2 separate regions of the Homo sapiens genome follow, and region 1 is linked to region 2. The links are chromatin contacts, found by Hi-C or POLR2A ChIA-PET in ENCODE. All regions are on one chromosome and are shown on one strand. Each heading gives the region's core, a stretch centred on a gene start or an enhancer-like site at or near the end of the contact. The rest is flanking DNA. Distances are from core to core; before and after follow the strand shown. Region 1 overlaps LOC124909357 (a long non-coding RNA gene). Region 2 has its middle 20 kb from the start of LINC00692.

The links. Hi-C counts contacts between places; a loop is a spot of excess contacts on that map. ChIA-PET counts read pairs that join two places held with the same protein, here RNA polymerase II (POLR2A). Pooled maps may share reads with other maps.
Region 1: a loop to region 2 is called in a map of naive thymus-derived CD4-positive, alpha-beta T cell, with 2.0 times the contacts of the local background. The contact joins two enhancer-like sites. A Hi-C loop is called at or near these places in 1 of 168 maps with a recorded cell type or tissue (naive thymus-derived CD4-positive, alpha-beta T cell), 2 of 37 single-sample maps with no recorded cell type and 9 of 50 pooled maps. POLR2A ChIA-PET finds 5 or more read pairs at or near these places in 1 of 52 experiments (activated T-cell).

The regions. Positions count from the first base shown.
Region 1 is chr3:25,906,285-25,912,656 of GRCh38, reverse strand. The region is part of intron 1 of LOC124909357 (a long non-coding RNA gene); the gene reads right to left. Among named protein-coding and RNA genes, the nearest start is that of LINC00692, 36 kb to the right of the region's middle. RefSeq lists an enhancer at 5,928-6,372. Within about 2 kb of position 1,461, at least 2 of the 41 ENCODE cell types and tissues checked have a DNase peak (open chromatin) inside an H3K27ac peak, as active enhancers do.
Region 2 is chr3:25,850,632-25,856,809 of GRCh38, reverse strand. No RefSeq gene overlaps it. Among named protein-coding and RNA genes, the nearest start is that of LINC00692, 20 kb to the left of the region's middle. RefSeq lists an enhancer at 3,362-4,561. Within about 2 kb of position 1,994, at least 3 of the 41 ENCODE cell types and tissues checked have a DNase peak (open chromatin) inside an H3K27ac peak, as active enhancers do.

The DNA.
Region 1 (6,372 bases), core at 212-2,711, 56 kb before region 2:
CTGTGGAACATAGTTTAGGAATACTAAAAACACAACTAGAAAGTAAAAGCAATCAATGACTACTCAACAAATATACTGTGCTTCTACTATGTGCTTCACTCTGGGATAGATGCTAAGAATATAAATGAGTGACAGTGATGGATTGGACAGATAAGAAGGTACTAATTCAAAGCACTTATCAGCTGAGGTCTCCTGTTCCCTTGAGATGTAGGTAATATGATGTTACGTCCCCATACCATAACCCATGGAAGTCCAAAGCCCTCCTGAAAATTTCTGTGAAATCCCAAGGGCTAAAATTTTCTAGTCGCCTCTCTCTCTCCAGGTTCCTCCTTCCACATATGCTGTTTCCATTCTTTACTGCAGCTGCCTGTGTTGGAGACACATTTATCAACCCCAAGACCATGTATTGCCCATTCATTGGGCATGTGTTTGTGGCCTGTTAATATACTTTGCATTTGTAAACATCACTCTTTTTTTTATGAGACAAGTTCTCACTCTGTCACCCAGGCTGGAGTGCAATAGCACGATCACAGCTTACTGCAGCCTCAACTTCCTGGTTCAAGTGGTTTTCCTGTCTCAGCCCCCTGGGTAGCTAGGACAATAGGCAGAGGTCAACATGCCTAGCTAGTTTTTTTTTATTTTTCTAGAGATGAAGTCTCCCCATGTTGCCCAAGCTGCTCCTGAACTCCTGAGCTCAAGCGATCCTCCTGCCTCAGCCTCCCAAAATGCTGACATTATAGGCGTAAGCCATGGTGCCCCACCAATGACACACTTTTTCAACTGTACCATAAACTTCTTGAAAACATAGATTATATCACTAGGCCTCAGGCTAACAACAGTACCAATATCTTTGTTGATAAAGCCTCATTCAACTCATTCCCCTACACGTCACTTTAGAGACTTCACTCTTCTTTGTTTATTGCAAGTAACCCGGAAGCAGCCTGCCCCAGTTGCTAGTTACCCAAACCAACCCAACAAAGCAACCACAGGATTTTATCTTGTGGCAGTGCAAATATAAAGGACCGAAAAGGCTGTGTCAATGCAAAAACATCTGGTGCATTCATTAGGTTAGGCTAAATTGTGGTGACAAATGGGTTAAAAAAATGTAAGCGGGACAAACAAAATTGAAGGGTTTTTTTGGTTCACAGAACAGTTCAACATAGGTGTTCTCGATTGACTGTGATGCTCTTCCATGTAGTGATTCAGGAATCAAGATTCTTTCTATCTTGTGGCTCCAGAATCCCTTAAGATCTCATCAACCTCTAAATCCAGCTGGCATAAAGATTAAGAGAGTGTGGAGGAGGCACACACACATTCCTAAAAGTCCTGATCCAAAGGTGGCACACATCATATGAATTTAGTTCCACGGACACACTAGGAATTTAGCCTGTCCATATGCGCTGCCAAAAATCCAATCACTATTTAAGGATAGAGTGGATGTACGTGGACAGCTAGGGGGCGCCACCATTCTCAGTTTATCTGCTTTAAGAACACCACAGCAGATAAGAGGCTCAGTGTATTCTTTTTATCCCTTTATCCATCACTCAGCTTTTTCTCTTATAGTCTCAAGTATTTTTTCTATATAACCTCCTCCCAAACACCCCCTAATTCCACCCTCTGCCTTATGGTTATAAGAAGGTAAAAATTCAATAACCTCTCCATCATGATCATGACTACATTTCTAAGCATTGTTTAAACCAAGCCATGGGTGTCTAATTTATTCATTACCCCTACAAAAAAAAAACCCAACCTGCAAAATACTCCCAACCTTACAAGACCACGCCTAGAAACTCTTACAAGGAAACTATTCCAAATATATTATCTATCCTAACAAATTCTCCCTTTTTCAGCAAACTTCTTCCTTTTTCAGCAAACTTCTCCTTTCTCCCTAGAGTAGAACTGCCAGTCTCATATGCATTTCTACATACTCAGCTTCCAGTACCAGGGATGTCACTTTATTAATCAAATTGTCTTCAGTGCTGCTAGTTACTCTAACCTGAAAAACTATTATGCATACATTTGGTCAACAAATACTTATTAAAAGCCTATGTGCCCAGCAGCATGAAAGGCTGGAGACTTGAGGATGAAAAGAATATAGTTGCAGATCACCAAGGACTTACTGTCTTATAAACAGGTATTTATTTATAGAGCCCACTGCTCTAATGAAGCTCTGAACAATGCTTCATAGGACAAGATATAAAGGAAGCACTGAACTCTGCTTGAAGATGTCAGGGAAGTATTATTCATCAGCATTTACTGAGTCCCCAATTTGTACTCAGTGCTATGATGGGCAGCATGAAGGCCAGAAAACAAATAAAATGTTCTAACCTTGTCCTTGATGAGCATATCATCTCTATCCATACAGCAATAATGTTCTCTACAAGGCTGTATAAAGTGTTGCAACTCAATGAAAACGGATTATTAATGATGTTGAAGATGAGGTAAGCATCCTGGGAGAGGTCAAGTCATAAAATGAACCTTGAAAATTTGTTTTAGTCTGGATGAGAGTTGGGTGTGGAACGACTGGCTTTGCAGACAAAGAAAATAAATAGAGTGACACGGGACAGGGAATATAAGCAGTGAGTACCTGAAACAGTAAAGAAAGAATCTTTTAGGAGTGAATGGAGTTAGTAGAAAATAATGGAAGAAAGTGTGGGAGAAGCTAGGTGGAGCCAAACCTTATGAGTTGAGCAGGTGAGATAAGATTTAACGTGTACAAATTAAGAAACTATTGAAATCTTGTGAGTAAAAACACATTTGACAGAAGCAGTGTATAAAAAGACCTTTCTGACTGCAGTAATCTAATCCATTCAATAAATGCTTGTGAATTTTTAACCTATATAAAAATGTAGTTTATATAAAAATATAAGAATATAGTATGTTCTTCACTTTCAAGAGTTAGGAAACACTGGTGCTTCTGAGTCATTCTGTATTGAACGGTATAATTTTGATGTTTGGGTCCCTAGAGTCAAAATGTAAATGAAAATCAGTTGGAGGCATTTTAAGAATGGTGCAAAAAAAAAAAAAAAAAAACTCCTCAACTGCATGATGCTGTTTTCTAAATTCTTTAATGATATTTTTCCTGTGGGAATCCATTAAAGTCCCCCTTAAATCACTGTATTTCATATTTTTCCCTAAATGTTCTGAATATTTCATATTTTTCCCTTGCTGTTCTCAAATGAACAAACTCAGTAACTTCATTTTAAAGGAATTTTGATTGGGTTTTATTTTGTTTATAAAGCTGTATTATTTTTACTCCGAATCTGATCATCTTGGGAGATGCAAATTCATTTCTCTCCTCCTTAACTTTCCCTGCTGGACATGACAAGTTGACACCTCCAGCCAAATGCATTACTTTCACTTGATCTGCAAGGCTTAAGATTCTAGATGATCTGCTTAAAAGTTAGGTTTTTCTTCTTTAAAAGCAAAACTTTACATACAGACAGGGACCCAAAAAAGTCACTCTGGAATGTTGTGTTTTCTTGGTCTTACCACCCAAACAAATTCATCTGAAATACCTATAGTGGAAAACCAAGTATGATGAACAAAAGAAAGAGCCCTCATCTAACAAAAACAACAAGGCAAACACAATGAGGAATGGCAAATAACAGAGTCCCAGTGTTGGGAAGAAAATGGACAATAATGAGGCCTGTGGCAAAATCAATTTTCCTTCCCTATCCTAATAAAGCAACTGCTACTGAGCAATGGCTTATCTTTTTCACACAAGCACAGCCAGCATTTTCAGATTTTTCTCATTTTTCCAAAGATGGTGTAATTCAGATTTTCACATGAAATCTCTTGATTTTTTAAATTTTGGCAATCATAGCAGAGACACGATTGTTGCTACCTCGCAGCCATTCCTGACCCACTTAACCATCACTCACCTCCTGTTGCAAAGTCTGAAAAATCTAGTCACTCACTTTCCAAGACCTCCTGTTTCTAGTAATGGCTATGCATCAAAGTTTTGGCCCTTAAGGAATAAAGAATAGTTATCTGGGGAGATTGTAAAGAAAGTTGTTCCAGAAAGATTTTTTCTCTTCCCTGATAAAAGATGAGAGTGACATGAGGACAGATCATATTCACTATTTTGGCTCTCACCCTACATTTGCCTTTAGTTAAAGTCATTTATGTGACGTTATGCCTGGAGATGTGGTAGCCATTTTACAACCATGAGGGTAGAACAAGAGAATCATGGAGATGCCAACCTAGAGCTCTAACATAGTTAAGCCACTGATCTAATTCTAAACACATCTATCACTATTATTTTTAATGAGATGATAAATTCATTTATTAGCTAAAAATTGTGTAGAATTTGTTTATAATACTGTCAAGAATGCCTAAAATGTTCTAGCTCTTAACTGGGCTTATAAAGATTCAGTGTGACATCTTTCAAAAATTTCCACCATAGGTCACATGAATCTCTTTATTCACTCTTCTATTATAGTTTGGGTCATACCATACTGTTTAGAACTTTTTTGATAACTGTGTTATGGGTGGTGATTATAAGCTGTTAGACAGCTAAGCCATTTATGCCAATTTATCTGGGAAAGAAGTCATAGCAAATGGAGCATCTTTAATCACAATGGCCAATTTAAGTGATGGTGCTCCAACTTCAGAGGAGAAGCATGTATTTGTGTGAGAATCTCCTAAGAGATTTGGCTTTTCTTCCTGGAAAAATGCACTTTCTCACATCACACTGAGTTCTGAGTATACCTCCGTGGGCTTCACAGATTCCCAATCAGTTCAAGGCAAATTTAGAAGGAAACTTATTAGACCTGGGAAACAGTGAATGGGGACTGGGAGCAGAATCCAAAATAAAGTTTGGGAATAGAGAATAATCATTTTCCATAAAAATGTCTCTGTGGCCACCTGAGATAAACTCAATGATAAACAGACTTTCTATGATCTGTTCTCTGTCTTCGGATACAAATACAGCCTCAAAAAGGCAAGCCTTACATTACCTGATCATCTAATTTTATAGGTATAATACATAGCTATAATGTATAATACTGGGAAAAAATAAGCCAGTTTAAGAAGACATTCAGCAAAGAGGTAGAGAGAAAAAGAGGCTCTTGGTTTTGCCCAATCTGAGCATCAGACTCTTGACATATAATAATCACTGGGCAATGTCTCTATACGCCTCTTTCTGGAAGGAGCTTTAACATGGACTTTGAATTAAATAAATTTAAGTGTTACTAATTTTGTGTCAAGACTAGTTTTCTCTCGATTCTCTAGGCTTAGAGTATATATTTCTATGTTGATTTGTGTCTTAAATAAATAGCAAGAATTTTACTGCAGTATTGGTACAAAACTCTGCTCAGTGAAGCCAAGGGATCTGACAGGCAAAGTTCCAATCTCATCTTGGCACAGCCAACCAGCCAAACAGCATGTAACACTGTGATAATTTGAACATTTTCCTTTTCGAAAGCATATGATTCACAACAGTGTTTTTCTCTATCTAGTTTTTATCTCTCCTGAATCTCAAACATCTTCTTAAGTAAGGACTATTTCACAATCCTATTAAAAAATGGAAAAGCTGGTCACCTTAGATGAAAAAATATTAATGTAGTCCTAAAATTTCCTGAAGGAGAAACATATAAATATAGAAATATCTTCAAATATCTAGAGATTACTTCTTCTTGAGTTTACCAAATTCCGTTCTGAATATTTTGAGTTTGACTAGTGATGAGGACTTACAGCCTCTGGATAAAGCCAATGAAATCTGGATGTTTCTAGCTAATTAAGGAAAAAGCTCCCTTCAAAATTTTTAAATGAGAGGAAGCCTTGGATATAGCATTCGCTTTCTGTAGAGAGAAAATAATTTGCTAAGTGAAAAAAAGGAATTTCCAGAAAGAAATTACTAACATCATGTTCGTTTAAATTATTTTTAGACTCAGCATTAAAGACCTTTTGTTGTCATGTGTAAGCCAATGAGCACAAGATTAAATGCTGAGTTAACAAAAGTTAAACTGACTTTTCATCGTTTACTTACATCTTTAGTTACTTGGAAACAAAAAAAAATGATTTTTTGAAAAATAATTCCTTGAAGTCATGCAATTTAATGTAATATAGGAAGTATAAACAGAACATTTTCAATAAACTTCTCATAAACATTGCTCATCCAACAGCAATGCCCCAAGATTAGTTCAGTCATCACCTGATTTGTCCTGTGTGCCCATCTTTCACAATACCCCAGGACAGACAAAACTCCTAGAAAAGGAATGTGGAGCCCTAGAGTTTGAGACCTCCTGAGCTGGAAAAGTACTTGATGACATTATAATGACATTACAAAAGCTTTATACTATGAAAGCCACTAAAGAGCCTGAGTCCTCAAAGAATTGCCCATCAATGAGATCAGATAAAGGCAACATT
Region 2 (6,178 bases), core at 745-3,244:
ATGTGGTGCTACTAGAAGGTGAAGTCCTTGGGAGAAAATTAGTTTTAGATGAGATCACAAGAATGGAACCCCTATGATGGGATTAGTGCCCTTTTAAAAAGAGGTCCTCCCATCTCCACCATGTGAGGCTACAACTACAAGCAGACAGATCAGGATACAGGTGGCTGTCTGCAAGCTAGGCAGAGGCGCTTACCAAGAATGGAAACTGACAGCACCTTGCTGTATATATATGTGTATATATATGTATATAGAGAGACACTAGATATATATATTATATATAAAAGATATATATATATATTAAATATTTGGCTGTTTGAGCCACCCAGTCTATAGTTTTTTTTTTTTGATACGGAGTCTCACTCTGTTGCCCAGGCTGGAGTTGAGTGGCACGATCTCAGCTCACTGCAAGCTCCACCTCCCAGGTTCATGCCATTCTCCTGCCTCAGCCTCCCAAGCAACTAGTACTACAGGCGCCTGCCACCACGCCCGGATAATTTTTTGTATTTTTAGTAGAGACGGGGTTTCACCCTATTAGCCAGGATGCTCTCGATCTCCTGACCTCGTGATCCGCCCACCTCGGCCTCCCAAAGTGCTGGGATTACAGGCGTGAGCCACCGCACCGGGCCAGTCTATGGTATTTTTATAGTACCCAGAGCTAAGACAGAAATTGGTACCTAGAAGTGGGGTGCTGCTGTAACAAATATCTAAAAACACAGAAGCAGTTTTGGAACTGAATAATGCATAGAGGCTAGAAGGGTTTTCAGATGCATACCAGAACAATTCGAGACCATTGTTAAGGTACTGCTCAATGGGATTCTAGTGAGAGCTCAGAAAGAAAAGAGGAGAGTGAAAGAAAAAACCCTCCATCTTCCCAGAGAATATGTAACTAATCATCAACATACTGTTGGTACACATATTGATGGTAAAGGTCATTCTGATAAGGTTTCGGACAGAAATGAGGAACAAGTTATCGAACAATTTTTAAAAAGGCAACATTTGTTATAACGTGGCAGAGAATTATTCTGAATTGTGTTTTTATTCTAGAGTTTTGTGAAAGGTAGAACATGCAAGTAATGAAATTGGATATTTAGCTGACAATTCTAAGCAAAGGGTTGAAAAACTGGTTTGGTTCCTCCTGACTGCTCAGAGTATAATGCAAAAAGTGAGAAATGACATCAAGACAGAATTGTTAAGCAAAAGAGAACCAGAACTTAAAGATTTGGAAAATGCCCAGCCTGTCTATATTGCAAAAAAAAGAAAAAGCATGTTCAGAAGAAAATACCAAGCATGTGTCTGACCAATCATTTGATAAGGAGATTAGTGTGGGTGTGAATCACAGACCTAATCAGTGATGTCAACAGAAGCCAGAAAATAGATGGGATTATATCAGCAGAAACACTGCCAGCTGAGACTAGAGGAAACATTCAAAAAGGACAGAATGAAGGAAGCTCGTGAATATGTGCTATTCCTCAAGAAAGGAAACCTCTCTCCACCATGTGAGAATACAGCAAGAAGGGTGCTGTCTGCAAGTTAGGGAAAGGGCCTTCACCAAGAACCACATGTGTGGGCATCTTGGATCTTGGACTTCCCAGCCTCCAGAACTGCGAGAAATAAATGTTTGTTGTTTAAGTCACCCAGTCTATACTATTTTGTTATAACAGCCCAACTTGATTAAGACACTTTCCTTGAGCTAAGCTTTCTGCTCTCATTATGCCTCCTCCTTCTTTCTTCTTTCCTTTTCTTTTATGGATCTTGTCATTTTATTTTTGTGTCATGACAAGTGACATCGGTTATTGGATATGTGAAATATCATACTATAGCAGATATGGAGGTTTGCCACTCAGATCACTTCAAGAAAGGACTTCCCGCCCAGCAGTGGGGAGTGCAGTCACCAGGCAGCCTCCTACTCTCAGCTTCTTCATAGTCTTAGCTGCAGAAAGCCACCTCACTCAAGTTCACATTCTTCCCAGAGCAGCCTGCATCAGATGACTAAGCAGAGTGTCAGGGGATAGGAGATAGTAGGGATATGGAAACTCGGTCATTTCAACCCAATGTAAGACCAGTCTAACAGGCAATGCTTATTCTAAAGCTACCTACAGAGGCTTCATTGGGCTTGCACTGCATGTTAGCTTTTTCCTCTAGTTGATACTGCTTCTAACTCTTTTCCTTTTACAGATACTGATCTTTAACAAACATCTTGAACACCAGACTACATCTGAGGGTCTACTGTCTACTTCTGGAGAACACAGCCTGTAACAATGCAAAAATAAATTGCTCGGATCATCTGATAATGACAGGCTATTAAATAATTTGGAACACTGAGCTTCCACTTTTGTACAACTTCAGATTTTTTTTCACTGACTCACCATTTATTCATGTATTAAATAAATATTTGAGTACCTCTTATGAGCTAGGCACTATGCTTGTTAGAAGATACATGAAAAATATCTGGAATGCAAACACAGTACTAGAGGTAGAACAGACATCTCATAACCATGAAAATGAAAGCTATACTTCTAAGGGATGGCAGAACAGAGCCAGAAAGAGCTTACATGAAGCCACAATTACTGCTCTAGATTGCCTATCTCTGGCCTTCTCATTGTATGAGAAAAATAGCCTCTTCTTGGGTTTTCTGTTAGCTCAATGGAACCTAATCTCCAGCTGATGGAATCCCCCCACTTGGTACTTATTATGCCTGATGCAAATACCATTCTTTTGGCAGTTGTTTGTTAATTTATCGACTGTGATTGAATGAATTATTGATAGTGCTTGCTTTTATTTTACTCCATATTCCCTGGTCAAATCCACAAAGTCAGCTAATAATAAAGCCCGGAGAATAATTTGGTCTCTGGTAGCTCACCACTTGGCTCAAAACCTGCTCATGCTACTCTTCCTTTTGCATTTCAAAACCATGTTCGTATTATTCCTTTTAGGGCATTACCACATGAAAATGAACAACAATAAAAAGGATTTAACCGGTAAGATCATTTTGACACTTTTATCTTCTATATTTTATATTCAAATTAAAAGAAAATTTGACACATGGGATATGAGGCTGTATAAACATATAACATATTATTTAAATGCTTCAGTTTCAGAGGAGCTGAGAGATAAATGGCATGCCTATAATTATCCCTCCACCATCAATAAACTTCAAATTAGTATCTACTCTCAAACGCAGAGAAAATTTAAAAGTGATTTTATGAAATTTCAGAAGTTACATATTCATAAATTTGTTATATTAACTTCTGAGACTCCTGGACACAGAAGTTGTCTTCAGATCCTATTTACTTGAAGGGAATTTTTCCATCTGTTTGATAGAGATACAAGAAGACCACAAGGATAAGGCTGACCACCAAACACATCCAGGCTTTTTGAGTCTCAGAAAAGCTTTCCACCAAAATTAAAACCACCGATGATGTGACACTAGATTCAGCTTATCTCCCTATCCATTTTCTTCTTCCCAATTTTATTTCCTATTAATTTTTTTGATTTATATGTCTATTAAACAATCATTCATTTAACACCAATTATGTCCAAGTACAGTGCCAGGCACTAGACAGAAAAAAGGCATGGACCTGGGCCTTAAAAAAGAATTCGCAGCCACATAGATACAGCAGATACATAATAAATCACTTAATAAAATGTATTATGTCAAAAAGTAAAAGAGGGCTGCTTGGGTGATCACAGGAGAGAGAAACTCAACTCAGCAAGGAGGAAGAGTTCAGGAAATATCTCTGAGAAAGCAGCCTTTGAATTGTCTTAAACAACGAACAGAAGTTACCTCCGTGTCCGGAATTGGTGGGTTCTTGGTCTCACTGACTTAAAGAATGAAGCCGCGAACCCTCGCGGTGAGTGTTACAGTTCTTAAAGGCGGCGTGTCTGGAGTTTGTTCCTTCTGATGTTCGGATGTGTTCGGAGTTTCTTCCTTCTGGTGGGTTCGTGGTCTCGCTGGCTCAGGAGTGAAACTGCGAACCTTCGCGGTGAGTGTTACAGCTCTTAAGACTGAGCGCCGCGTCTGGAGTTGTTTGTTCCTCCCGGTGGGTTCGTGGTCTCCCTGGCTTCAGGAGTGAAGCTGCAAACCTTCGAGGTGAGTATTAACAGCTCATAAAGGCAGTGTAGACCCAAAAAGTGAGCAGCAGCAAGATTTACTGCAAGAAGTTAAAGAACAAACATCCCACAGCGCAGAAGAAGACCCCAATAGGTTGCCACTGCTGGCTCAGGCAGCCTGCGTTTATTCCCTTATCTGGCCCCACCCACATCCTGCTGATTGGTCCATTTTACAGAGAGCCAATTGGTCTGTTTTACAGAGAGCTGATTGGTCCATTTTACAGAGCGCTGATTGGTCCATTTTGACAGGGTGCTGATTGGTGCCTTTACAATCCCTGAGCTAGATACAAAAGTTCTCCACGTCCCCACTAGATTAGCTAGACAGAGAGTGTCCACACAAAAGTTCTCCAAGTCCGCACCAGAGTAGCTAGATACAGAGTGTCGATCGGTGCATTCACAAACCCTGAGCTAGACACAGGGTGCTGATTGGTGTGTTTACAAACCTTGAGCTAGTTACAGAGTACCAATTGGTGTATTTACAATCCCTTAGCTAGACATAAAGGTTCTCCAAGTCCCCACCAGACTCAGCAGCCCAGCTGGCTTCACCCAGTGGATCTCACACCGGGGCCACAGGTGGAGCTGCCTGCTGTGCGCCTGCACTCCTCAGCCCTTGGGTGGTGGATGGGACTGGGCAGCATGGAGCAGGGGATGGCGATAGTCGGGGAGGCTTGGGCTGCACAGGAGCCCACGGCAGGGAGGGCAGGCTCAGGCATGGCAGGCTGCAGGTCCGGAGCCCTGCCCAGTGGGGAGGCAGCTAAGGCCCGGCAAGAAGTCGAGCACAGCAGCTGCTGGCCCAGCTGCTAAGCCCCTCACTGGCCGGGGCTTGTGGGCTGGGGTCCGCTCCGAGTGCCAGGCCTGCCGAGCCCACGCCCACCTGGAACTCGCGCTGGCCCGCAAGCGCCGTGTGCAGCCCCGGTTCCCACCTGCGCCTCTCCCTCCACACCTCCCTGCAAGCTGAGGGAGCCGGCTCTGGCCTTGGCCAGCCCAGAAAGGGGCTCCCACAGTGCAGTGGCAGGCTGAAGGGCTCCTCAAGTGCCGCCAAAGTAGGAGCCCAGGCAGAGGAGACGCCGAGAGCCAGCGACGGCTGCCAGCACGCTGTCATCTCTCACCTCTACCACTGAAAATATTATCCAAATCCAACTGCTTCTCAGAATATCCACTGCTACCAGCCTAGTGCATCATTCATCTATCTGGATCACTGCAATGGCCTCCTAACAGGTACCTCTGCTGGAAACCCCTGTGCCTACAGCAGCCACAGTGAGCTTCTTAAGAGGTGATCAGATGATGTCACCCCTCTAATGGCTTTCCTACATTCTTAAAATAAAAGTCTTCACTATGTTTATAAAACCCTACAGGATCTGGTAGTTGGCTACCCTTTGGATCTTATTTCCCATTACTCTTATTTCCTATTACTCTTCCCCTGGCTGACAGCAGCTCCATCTACACTGGCCCCCTTGACATTCCTCAAGCACACCAAGAAATTTGCCCAGGAGTGTTTGTATGTGGCGTTCTTTTTGCCTAGAAATATTCTAATGGCTTACTCACCTTATTTGGATCTCTGTGGAAATGTCACCTCCTCAAGGATGCCCTCCATGACTATACCATCTAAAATAATACTCCCCATCACTCTCTATCTCCTTACATTTCATTGGTTTTATTTTCCTTCCTAGCACTTATCACTGTCTAACATTATGTATTTATTAATTGTCTATCTTCCCTTCTAGAATGTAAGTTTTATGAGAGCAAGATTTTATTTAGTTTACTGTTATGTCCCCAGCACCTGGAGCAATTCCTACACTTAGTAGGCACTTGATAAATATCCATAGAATAAACAAATATATCACATCCCCCTAACCCAGAAAAAAGAAGAAAGGAAAGGATAGTGTGTTCAGAAGTAATTTACATGGCAAGACCAGGTTCTTTACTCCCATTCTAGTTGAGCTAAATGATCTGTTCTAGCTAACAACATGAAGCCAAACAGAAAAGATCAGCTTCTAAGTGAATGTGGGGGGTATTACTTGTTTATAAAGTTTTAGAAATACTATTCCTAAAAATCAGTCATAATACC